Linked DNA regions of Homo sapiens: region 2 is linked to region 1. The links are chromatin contacts, found by Hi-C or POLR2A ChIA-PET in ENCODE. All regions are on one chromosome and are shown on one strand. Each heading gives the region's core, a stretch centred on a gene start or an enhancer-like site at or near the end of the contact. The rest is flanking DNA. Distances are from core to core; before and after follow the strand shown.

Region 1 (5,592 bases), core at 2,552-5,051:
ATGCACACCTGATTCAGCAGACATCCACCCACAAGGTTAATCTCAAAAAATTAAGCAATCAACAGGAAAGAAAAAAGAGGCATACTGCACTAACTTAGGTCCAGTTTTATGTTCTCAAGCATAATTCCAATCCACCAATTTGAAATGTATCCACTTTGTTTTCTCTTATTTTGTGAATAATTCCCTGTACTACATTAGGTGAAGTTAGAGTTGCCCACACTGGTATAGAATTCACTACTCAAGGAAACCAGAGAGACCAATCGCTCCTGTGATGAATCTTTCCGAACCAAACTTAAAGTGATGCCAGCAATTATGGCGTTCATTTGCCCTGCTTTTATATTCCTGGTCATTTATGAAATGAAGACGCTGATCTGCAAAAATCACTATGCATTCATGAAAGGAGCTCTGGGAGCTCCCCCTGAGGATCTGGCTATGAGGCAGAAACATACCTCAGTGCACTTCCTTTGTCTTGTGCTCCCTCTTTGATGTGCAAGTCACTGGTGGAGTAAGCTGTGATCGCTTTGATGTTGAACTTCTAGACTTTATTGTTACTAGCATGCCTACAAAGAGAGCTGTCAGTCATTTCTTACATCTGAACAACCATGTTTCTTTACAGCGCCTCTTTTACAAGCATCAATCCTTAAATACATGTTTTCACATTCCTGCTGATTACCACACTATCTTTGTTGGGGGAGGGCTGTGCTCAAATATAACTACAGCACCCACATTTTCTGTAAACACCCTGAGGCATCTTCAGATGGCTGGTAACCAACCTTCTTCAACAAGAGAAGCCCCAGTGCAAAACATATTTCTAGCAAACGAAAACATTCTGAAAACACTCGATCCATCTTAACAGTCGAAATGAGCAGTTTAGCCAATATTTCCCCTAAGCAGCCACTGAAATTGCATAGAAACTTCCAGGCCACTTCAAAAGGGATTCTGAACGTAACAGCAGCAGGGGGCTTAGAAAGACTGCCAAAACCCTGAGACATCTTAACTCATCTTAAACAACTTTGTTTCTCTGCAATAGTGGAAACAAAATGCTTCTGTTTTACGAGATTTTGCTTGTGGTAGAAACATTGCTTTTGAAATGGATTTCTATCAAACCAATTGTTTTGTTAAACAATATCATTTTCAAAAGTTGCTTGATGTTACGGATGCAACTTAAGAGGAGGAGGATTTTTCATAATCTTGTGTCTAGGGCAAACGTGGCTGTGAATGCAATGGAGGTACAATTTCTTAGATATATACAAAATAGGCGGTATGCAAATCTTTAAAGATCTCTGTTGAAAAAGATATGGCTCTAATTTCATTTACCAGCTCCCATCAGATTTTCTTTTCAAACTCCTTTATCGCTTCTGAAACTGCTGAATATTATCAAACCCCACTGGGAAATTCCACACAAGGAAATAAACTTAAGGTGCTTACATCACACCATGCTGGTTTATAATGAACTGCTGTCTTTTTGAATAAATGTTTCAATGAAATCCAAGTTTTTAAAGATGCCAGGTCTCAAATTAGGAAGTTAAATGATATTTTTTCATGCTGGAGCTTAGTTCTGTTTTTCTTTTTTATAAAATAAGATGGCATCACAAGAGATACATTGTTTCTGCTTGCTAATAAACTGCAGACGATACATTGGGAGAGACTCAATTTCTTTGGGTTCCTGGCTTGGAATATTTGGTAAAGAATAAAATTACTGTGGTACGCAATGGTTAAGGCTACTCCATGGTTTCCATTTTTAAACAACTGCCCCCGCCCCTTGGTTTTAAATCAACCATCAAAAACGGAAAAAGCTTTAGGCTACAATTTGATAAATAAGGTATGACTGTAATTTACTAGAACTAAATCTGGGCATATTTATTATTAATATTAATGAAAACTTGCTTGTTCTTAAATTTATTTAAATAGCATAAAGTAATTACCTCTTTCTGTCTTAAATTTTCACTTCCAAAAGGAACTGATTAGCTGATAGAAGGACCTATAGCAATTAAGGGTAGAGACAGGGAATAAGGAAAGTAGGAGGCATTTGTTTGCCTCTCCCAAGTCTCAAACAAGAAACTAGAGCATGTTTCTGTTTTAATAGAAACACTTTCATAGAACGGTAGAGATGGAAAAGATCTTGGTGACTACCAAGTCCAACCCTTTAACTTTAAAAACAGGGAAAGTGAACAACTGAGGTTTAACCTGACAATTATTGCATCGCAGATCTGGGACAATAACCCATATCTTCATCTTCCCCCACCCTATGTAGGGGGGTTTCCACTACTCAACATTGTTTTGCTACACTGCGGACAGGGTGACTCATGTACAAAGTGAGGGTGTTGGGCTTCAGAGGTTTCTCAACCAGAATTATCTGAGTTATCTTTAAAAATGTAGCAATACTTGAGCTCTACACCTTGGGACCAGTAAAATCAGAAATCTGTAAGAGCACAGCCTGGGCTTATATATCTTTTAAAAACTCTTTAGATAGATTAATACGCAGACCAGGTTGGGAGCAGATGACCTGTGAGGTCTATTGCAAAATGTTCACCATCAGTTGGGAAAATTTTTTGATTCAGTTCCCTGATGTTGACCCATGAGGCCATAAGCATTTCTAAACCATTATACTGTTTTTACATTGGCCTAGCTGTTGTTATTATCTGCATTTATCTAGTTCATTGATATGTTTACTTAAGTATTACCTACCTCTCCCACCAGAATGTACACTCACAGAGACCAGAGACTGACATGATCACTGCTGTCCCCTCGGCCGCCAGCATCACATCTGCCACAATAATGAGATAGATACTACACCAGCATTTTCAAAAGAAAAAGGGGGCTGGTGTCGCAGTGTGGAAGCAGGCAGGTAGTCCTTCTCCACACCAGCCAGAGGAAGTCTACTTTCATCTATCCCACCAGACTAGAATCTAAGCTGCACGAAGGCAGCATTTGGTCTCCCCTGTTTGGATGTCACCTCCAGAGCCTGGACACTGGCAGATACACACCAGATGCTCAGTGCCTGAGAAAGGCCATGTGCTAAACAGGAAGCACTGATCAGCTTCCAGGGCACTGAAACCTTTACTTTGTCGCTGAATAAAGCAACCTTGAAAAGACATCACTGTTTCCACTGAGTTGGCCTTGACTTCTGCAGTAAGACTCTTAGCCTGCTCCTGCTAAGTGGTCACAGTATTGGCAAGACCCAGCCCAGGCACACAGTGAAGGCTAAAATACATTGTGTCTATGTCACATGCAGAGGCTGGGGCTTCTGGACAAGGCTTTATGACGAAAAGGAGTACAGTATTTGAAAAGTCTCACAGCAGCCTCCAGCACCAAAACAGCCTCAGGGTTCTCTCCTGTTTGGGCCACTTGGGGTAAGAGATTTGAGGGAACAGTCTGCCCACTTGCTTCTGCATGCTGGTTGATAGCAAGGCCAAAGTTAACAGAAAAATATTTCAAGTGTGTTAATAACAATGCCAGAAATTGCTCACATCTGGCACCTCTTCCATGCTGAAGGGAGTGAACTAAAGAGAAGTGAATGGTTACCTTAATATAATTTACCTTTCTGAGATTCCCTTTCCTCGTGAGTAAGAGGAAAGGGTTAGCCCCGAGCAGTGGTTCCCAAACCTGTCTTATCCTCACAAGAGGATCTTTTACAAAAGAAGATTCCTTGGCCTCCCCTCCTAGGCTTTTGGAAGCAGGATCTGTGCAGGTGTTGCTGGAGAAAGGCATTTATTTTTTAAATGCTTCCCAGATGACTGTGAAGATCAATGACATTTGGGAACCACTAGAGGACTGGAGGACTCTGCGGTCCACCTGGCTCTGACAGGCTAGAACAGAGAGCTTCACAAAGTGAGGCCTAAGGACCAGTTGCATCAGAAACATCTGAGATGCTGTGTAAATACATGCCTTCGTGGGCCTCACCCCAGACTGACAGAATCAAACTCTGTGTGAGACCCAGGGATCCGCCTTCTTAAGACTCTCTGGAGTATGGGTTCTACTCTACAGTTTCAGAACCACTGTTTCAGGCAGGATTTTAGAGCTAACTTATGGCTTATGTGGAAGCAAATCATGTTCATCCATAAGTATAGGGTTTGACTTTATCCAGTTACATTAACATTTCATTGCATTGTTTGGCATGTCACAGAAATCTCCTTTGTTTTAAATGGCATGTAGCTTATAGCAAATGCAAATGTGTAAGTCCAACAGCCATAAAGCAGCCTTCTCTGACTAAGTGTGGCTGCCAACTTCTCAGTGCATTTTTTAAATGCTGATTCATGGCTTAAGACACTTGATTGGGAGGAAGGTGTCTCAGCTCCTATTATAAAAGCACAAAGGTGGTACCTGAATTACCTAGCACACAATAGGCACTTAAGTATTTGCTGAAACAAATTTATTTACTTATTTTCACCCACTGTTCTACAGAAGATTTGAAGTGAGATGAACAAATAAAAAGAAGGAGAAAAAAAACCTTTCCAACAACCGAAAAATGAAAATAACATTCTGTGAAAAAGAGAATACTTCTCATGTGGTGAAAAAAAATCACACTTCTGGGTGGCGCAGTTTGTAAAACGGTTGGCTTCAATAACTGATCTGAAACTTAACCACAAGTCTTCACTTCTGAACCACTGCCTTATTTCTATGATAGAAAGGTTTAAACAGCAGTTTTTCCTTGCTTTTTATTTTTTTTCTTCTTTTTCATGAAACGCTGCAATTTCATCTTTCTAATAGGAACACGTAAGCACTATTATCCTTTACAAGCCTGGTGATTATTTGTCATTATTATTACCCTGGTTATTCTAGCTCAGATCAGCTTTGACTTCTTCAGCAATGCAAAATTCATATAAACGTGCATTCTTATACCTCTGTGTAGCACCAGGAACAAATAACATTTAAGCAAATAGGAAGATCTATATTCATTCCTCAGATTCCGACACAGAAATCAGATTGTTTTACCATTGTTTCACACTTGTTATAACACCAAAATCCAAATCCACAATCCACTTGTATTATCTATTTATCCTAAAAAATATGCAAATGAATGCTTGTCGCTACCTCATGCAGAGTTTCTGACATATCCTCTATCTTATTTTTTAGGCAAACTGTATATACTTAAGTGAACCAAATGATCTAACCATAAATCTTCAGAAACCAAGGGGTTAATAGTTTTTTTCATCCATGTTTAAAATTGTTTTATTACCCCCCAAAAGCTACTGTAGTTTACTTTTTTACTAAATGTTTATCATTTTTGAAAAAGAAAAGCTCTAGATTTAAAAAGGGGAAACGCTGAATTTAGCTCATCAAATGACGACCTCTTTTTAAAAGATATTCAAGGGTTGGGAATTAGAATGGAGTTTGAAACTTAAAAAAATACGAGGATTACTAAAAATGTCATAACAATTGTTGACTCACAAACCAAATTTCACTTAAATTTAATATTGAGCCAAACAGCAAATAAATCAGCTTTAAGTTAAAAATTTTTTTTCCTTTACTTCCTGCCAAGCAAACTTTTAAAATTCAGTATCCCTTCCACAGTTACATTTCTGATAACCATGAAGAACAACGAGTTAAACTTTTGAATCTGGAATAGAAATGTCTCATTCCAATTAAGAA
Region 2 (5,721 bases), core at 1,051-3,550, 230 kb after region 1:
ACACATATCAGTAGCCCTGCTATACACCAACAATGACCAAGCTGAGAATCAAATCAAGAACTCAACTACTTTCACAATAGCTGCAAACAAAACAAAACAAAACAAAACAAAAACTTAGGAATATACCTAACCAAGAAGGTGAAAGACCTCTACAAGAAAACTACAAAACACTGCTGAAAGAAATCATAGATGACACAAACAAATGAAAACATATCCCATGCTCATGGATGGGTAGAATCGACATTGTGAAAATGACCATACTGCCAAAAGCAAGCTACAAATTCAATGCAATTCTCATCAAAATATCACCATCATTCTTCACAGAACTAGAAAAAACAATCTTAAAATTCATATGGAGCCAAAAAAGAGCCCACATAGCCAAAGCAAGCCTAAGCAAAAAGAACAAATCTGGAGGCATCACATTATCTGACTTCAAACTATACTATACGGCCATAGTCACCAAAACAGCATGATCTTGGTATAAAAATAGGCACATAGACCAATGGAACAGAATAGAGAACCCAGAAATAAAGCCAAATACTTACAGCCAACTGATCTTCAACAAAGCAAACAAAAGCAGAAAGTGGAGAAAGTACACCCTGTTCAACAAATGGTGCTGGGATAATTGGCAAGCCACATGTAGGAGAATGAAACTGGATCCTCATCTTTCACCTTATACAAATATCCACTCAAGATGGATCAAAGACTTAAATCTAAGACCTGAAACCTAAAGATTCTAGAAGATAACATCAGAAAAACCCTTCTAGACATTGGCTTAGGCAAAGACTTCATGACCAAGAACCCAAAAGCAAATGCAACAAAAACAAAGATAAATAGACGGGACTTAATAAAATTAAAAAGCTTCTGCACAGCAAAATAAATAATCAGCAGAATTTACAGACAATCTACAGAGTGAGAGAAAATCTTCACAGTGTATACTTCTGACAAAGGACTAATATCCAGAATCTCAAACAAATGAGCAAGAAAAAAACAATCCCATCAAAAAGTGGGCTAAGGACATGAATAGACAATTCTCAAAAGAAGATACACAAATGGCCAACAAGCATATGGAAAAATGCTCATCATCACTAATTATCAGGAAAATGCAAATCAAAACCACAGTGGAATACCACTTCACTCCTGCAAGAATGGACATAATAAAAAAAATTTAAAAAATAGATGTTAGTGCTGATGTGGTGAAAAGGGAACACTTTTACAGTGCTGGTGGGAATGTAAACTAGTACAACCACTATGGAAAACTGGGTGGAGTTTTCTTAAAGAACTAAAGGTAGATCTACCATTTGATCCAGCAATCCTACCACTAGGTATCTACGCAGAGGAAAATAAGTCATTATATGAAAAAGATACTTGCACACACACGTTTATAGCGGCACATTTTACAATTGCAAAAATATGGAACCAGCCCAAATGCCCATCAATATATAAACATATATATGTTATATATATGTTTATAATATATAAAACATAATTTATATATATGTTTATAACATACATTATAAACATATATACAAATTTATGTGTATATATACACACACACACCATGGAATACTACTCAGCCACAAAAGGAATGAAATAATGGTGTTTGCAGCAACGTGGAAGGAATTGGTATTTGCAGCAACCTGGAAGGAATTGGAGATTATCATTCTAAGTGAAGTAACTCAGGAATGGAAAACCAAACATCGTATGTTCTCATTCATATGTGGCAGCTAAGCTATGAGGACACAAAGGCATAAGAATGACACATTGGACTTTGGAGACTCAGAGGAAATGTTGGGGGGTGGCGACGGATAAAAGACTACACACTGGGTACAGGGTACACTGCTCGGGTGATGGGTGCACCAAAATCTCAGAAATCACCACTAAAGAACTTACTCATGTAACCAAACGCCACTTGTTCCCCCAAAACCCATTGAAAAAATAAATTAAAAAATGTAAAAAGTCCTTCAGCTCTAAATTCTATAAATAAATATTCCACACATCCTAAAAATGGCCAGGTGGATATCAAACTTGAATTGGTAAATTGTGTGGTACCAGTGGCCTGAACTACAACAATTGACAGCAATGTGCACAGTTAATCCCAATTCTGTGTTTTTCAAAATTCATTTATTTAAAGTTGTACCTGCACGTTAAAGAGACAAATAATTCTACAAAGCTTTATAGAAAAACCAACAGTCCCTGCCCATATTTCTTATCGCCAAGGGCAACCACTTTCAACTTCTTTAGCTGATTCTTTTGATATTTACCTCCATATCTCGAAATAACAGGTTTATGTAACTACTTTTTGATGTTTCTGTTTTAGGCTTTATCTACTGACCTTCCACGACGGAAGATGAGGTTTTTGCTTTCTTTCAAGAACTCCCACCCCCACCACACACATGCACATTTCCTGTTCCCCATCCTGCCAATTGCAATTTATCACAGTTTTGGTTGGATCAATATTCTGTGCTTCTGGTTTTATGACAATGTAAATGCTATTCACCAATGGGGCATGTTATATACAATGAATATTCTCTCTTTTCTGTATAATATTATGTTTTTTTTTTCTGGCATTAATAATTAACTTTTTTGCTTGCTTAATTTTCTCTCTACTTATTTCTTATTCAACTCCAAACTCTCCAAATGTAAGTTTCAATGCATTCAGACAAATCAGGTGTTCTATCAGTTTCACCTTCTTGAAGCTATTTCCCCAGGATCCTGCTGACCTGCTCCAGTCTAGATTGTTTTGTTTCTGGGCTGCTGTAAGGCTGTTGTGTTGTGATTTCTCTTTCTCATGATCCTGGGGACTCTCTTCACTCTCTATTTTGTTGGCTTCCTTGTTTTTTAGAGCCTCCTGTCTTTCTTGGTTTATGCCCTCAAGTTTGATGGTGCATCTTTCAGTAGTCTCCTGAAAGAGTGTGTGTAAGCTAACATTTTGGAGACCACACATATCTAAAAATGTTTTTGTTCTAACCTCACATTAATTAATAGTTTGGTTAGATAGAGAATTCTACACTGGAAACAATTTTCCTTTGGGACTTTGAAAACCTTGCTTCATCACCCTCTGGTTTCCATGTTGCTGTTGAGACATCTAACATGGGTCTAATTCTTGATCTTTTATACAAAAGCTGCTATTTTTCTTTGGAAACCAAGGGCCTTCTTGTGTTTGGTGTTCTGAAATCTCATGATCCTGTCTTAGTGTAGATCTAACCTCACCCCTTACACTGGGCATTTGAGAGATTCAAGGAGAAACTTCAGTGTTGGGAAATTTTCCTGAATCACCTTTTGAATTATTTTACCCTTCCCATCCCCTGCTTATTTTTCTCTCGTTTTTTGCTTCTACTCTTCAATTTTTAATTTATTACAGCTCATTATTATTTTTGAGTATTCCTTTTTTTAGAACATTGTTCTTTGCTCATGAATGCAATATCTCTACTTATCTTTCTGTGTTTTTTAAAGTCAAGGGTATTCCACCCTTTCCCTCCAGTTTTTTTTTTTTCCTCCCTTCGTAGTTTCTGTTTCCTCTAACTTGCTGCTTTCTCTGTATCTCACATTATATGCTTTCCTTAAATGACTGGTAATTCTTGTTTATCTGCTCTAATTTAAGAGTGGGGCATTAAAAAGCTGAGTGTGATTTCTGGGTACACGAAAGGGGTTCATCCACTGTTAGAATAATGGATTAGGCCATTTCCTTGGGGAGCCACAATGCCAGCTTCTTTGGTCTTTTATTCCTCTTAGACTAGTCAGATACCACAGAGAAAATTCCAGTTGCTGCTTAGAGATAAACATCTGGCTGCTATTGTGTGGGAGACAAGTCCGAAAGAGAAAGCAGGGAGTCTTCAATTAAATACATGAACCTATGTCTTAACCCCACTGTTTGCACACTGTCCTGAGTCCAGAGACACTCAGTTTCACACTACCCAAAGGATAATTGTCTAGCTCAGGAGAGGGATGGTACCATTTCCTAGAGTGAATCTAGGATAAAATTGCTATTTCAACAGACTTTTCATCCAACTTATTTTTAGCCCATCGATTTCATTTTCAGAGATACCTGGTGCCATCAGTTCTTAAACCTGCATGGCACTGGGTTCTGTGATAATCTGGGTTTTCCCCCTTGCTGGCTTGGGATTCAGCTTTCCTGTATCTGATAAGTCAGTTATCTCTATTCCATCTGCTTTCCAGCTCCCAAAATATTGTTGCCAATCTATTCTCCACTATTCTTTTTGGTCTGTGGGTTATTCTTGAAAAAGACTCTTTACAAATCATTTTAGTGGATTTTGAGGAGAGAATAGAATTACACATGTGTATTTAATCTGCTATCTCTAACCATTCTGTCTAAGCTCCTTCATTCTGTGTTTAACATAGTAAAACAGTCAAATATACTTTGGACCAATGATATAATACAGAAACATTCTTTGAAAAGAAATCTTAATCCACTGGAAAACTGACAGTTTCTTTATGGCATTTATTATTACCCACATCTCAATTCTCATTTCTGACTAGTCCATCTCTGCAGAACCGGTCCTGCCCAATGGATTTATAATCTGTACCTTTCAAATACCTATTTGATCATTAATCCACAGTAAGCAATGTGGGTGCAAGGCCAGCCAAGGACCAAGGTGTGTTAATTTCATTTACTGTCTCTTGGGTGGCTAACAACTTTCCATCTCAGGTTATTTATGCAAGTTGAATCATTTTCATATTCATTATTTTAACGGTGAAATGGCAAAGTTTTCTAATTATTAAAAATCCCAAAGTTGAATCAAGCAGTAGCATTCTTTAGTTTTTAAGAACTGTGCACATTGTGGGGAAGCATCACGTGTTTATAAGCATGGCATCTCTGATCACACTACCTAGATTTGAATCTCTGCTTCCCTTTGTTTGACCCCAGAAAATCTGCTTAACCACTCTGTGCCTTAATTTCTCCATCTATAAAATGGAAACAACAATAGTACTTAACCTGTAAGTTTATTGTGAAAATTAAATGAAAGCAAGGTGCGGTGCCTCACACCTGTAATCCCATTACTTTGGGAGGATGAGGTGGGAGGAATGCTTAAGCCCAGGAGTTTGAGACCAGCCTGAGCAACATACTGAGACCCCATCTCTACAAATATATATATTTTTAAAATTAGACAGGCACAGTGGCGTGTATCTGTAGTCCTAGCTACTGAGGAGGCTGAGGTGGAAGAATTGCTATAGCCTAGGAGTTCAAGGCTGCAGTCAGCCATGATCATGCCACTGCACTCCAGCCTGGGCAACAGACTGAGGCCCTGTGTCTAAAAATAAATAAATCAATAAATAAAGAAGAGTGAATGAAATAATATGTGGAGAAAGCAAATTCCCCAGTGACTGGCACAAAGAAAGAGCTCAGTAGATGTTGTCATCTCATATTTTTAAGGACTTAGGAATAACATCAATAAATATGTATTAAGTGGCTTAAGGAGACCAGAGACACTCCCTCCTTGTCCACTGTGATAGAAGAGAAGTAGCAGTGTCGTCTGAGAGTTCAACTGTAAATTCAGCACCTAGCAGGTTTGAGCAGAAATACAGAAAGTCAGGTTGAAGGAGGTATTAGGTCAGAGAGCTCTAATGCAGTGTAAGTGATGGAATCTGGACATTGGATAGGTGAACATCATCCAGAAGGGGCATGTCCTATCATTGTAATAAAAAAGGACACTGCCAGTTTCTGAACTATAGTGACACCACCAAGGCAACGGGACTGTG

Evidence for each region. Hi-C counts contacts between places; a loop is a spot of excess contacts on that map. ChIA-PET counts read pairs that join two places held with the same protein, here RNA polymerase II (POLR2A). Pooled maps may share reads with other maps.
Region 2: a map of sigmoid colon shows a loop between it and region 1 (2.1-fold over the local background). The contact joins two enhancer-like sites. A Hi-C loop is called at or near these places in 6 of 168 maps with a recorded cell type or tissue (CD8-positive, alpha-beta T cell, IMR-90, MCF 10A and 3 more), 1 of 37 single-sample maps with no recorded cell type and 9 of 50 pooled maps. POLR2A ChIA-PET finds 5 or more read pairs at or near these places in 6 of 52 experiments (CD4-positive, alpha-beta memory T cell, WTC11, activated CD4-positive, alpha-beta T cell and 2 more).

Annotation. Positions count from the first base shown.
Region 1 is chr15:60,580,295-60,585,886 of GRCh38, forward strand. All of the region lies in intron 2 of RORA (RAR related orphan receptor A), which reads right to left. The region is part of intron 3 of RORA-AS1 (RORA antisense RNA 1); the gene reads left to right. Among named protein-coding and RNA genes, the nearest start is that of RORA-AS2, 98 kb to the right of the region's middle. RefSeq lists enhancers at 260-1,086, 4,745-4,794. Within about 2 kb of position 3,802, at least 5 of the 41 ENCODE cell types and tissues checked have a DNase peak (open chromatin) inside an H3K27ac peak, as active enhancers do; they include CD8-positive, alpha-beta T cell, where a contact is called at or near this core.
Region 2 is chr15:60,807,236-60,812,956 of GRCh38, forward strand. All of the region lies in intron 1 of RORA (RAR related orphan receptor A), which reads right to left. Among named protein-coding and RNA genes, the nearest start is that of RORA-AS4, 46 kb to the left of the region's middle. Within about 2 kb of position 2,301, at least 3 of the 41 ENCODE cell types and tissues checked have a DNase peak (open chromatin) inside an H3K27ac peak, as active enhancers do; they include CD8-positive, alpha-beta T cell, where a contact is called at or near this core.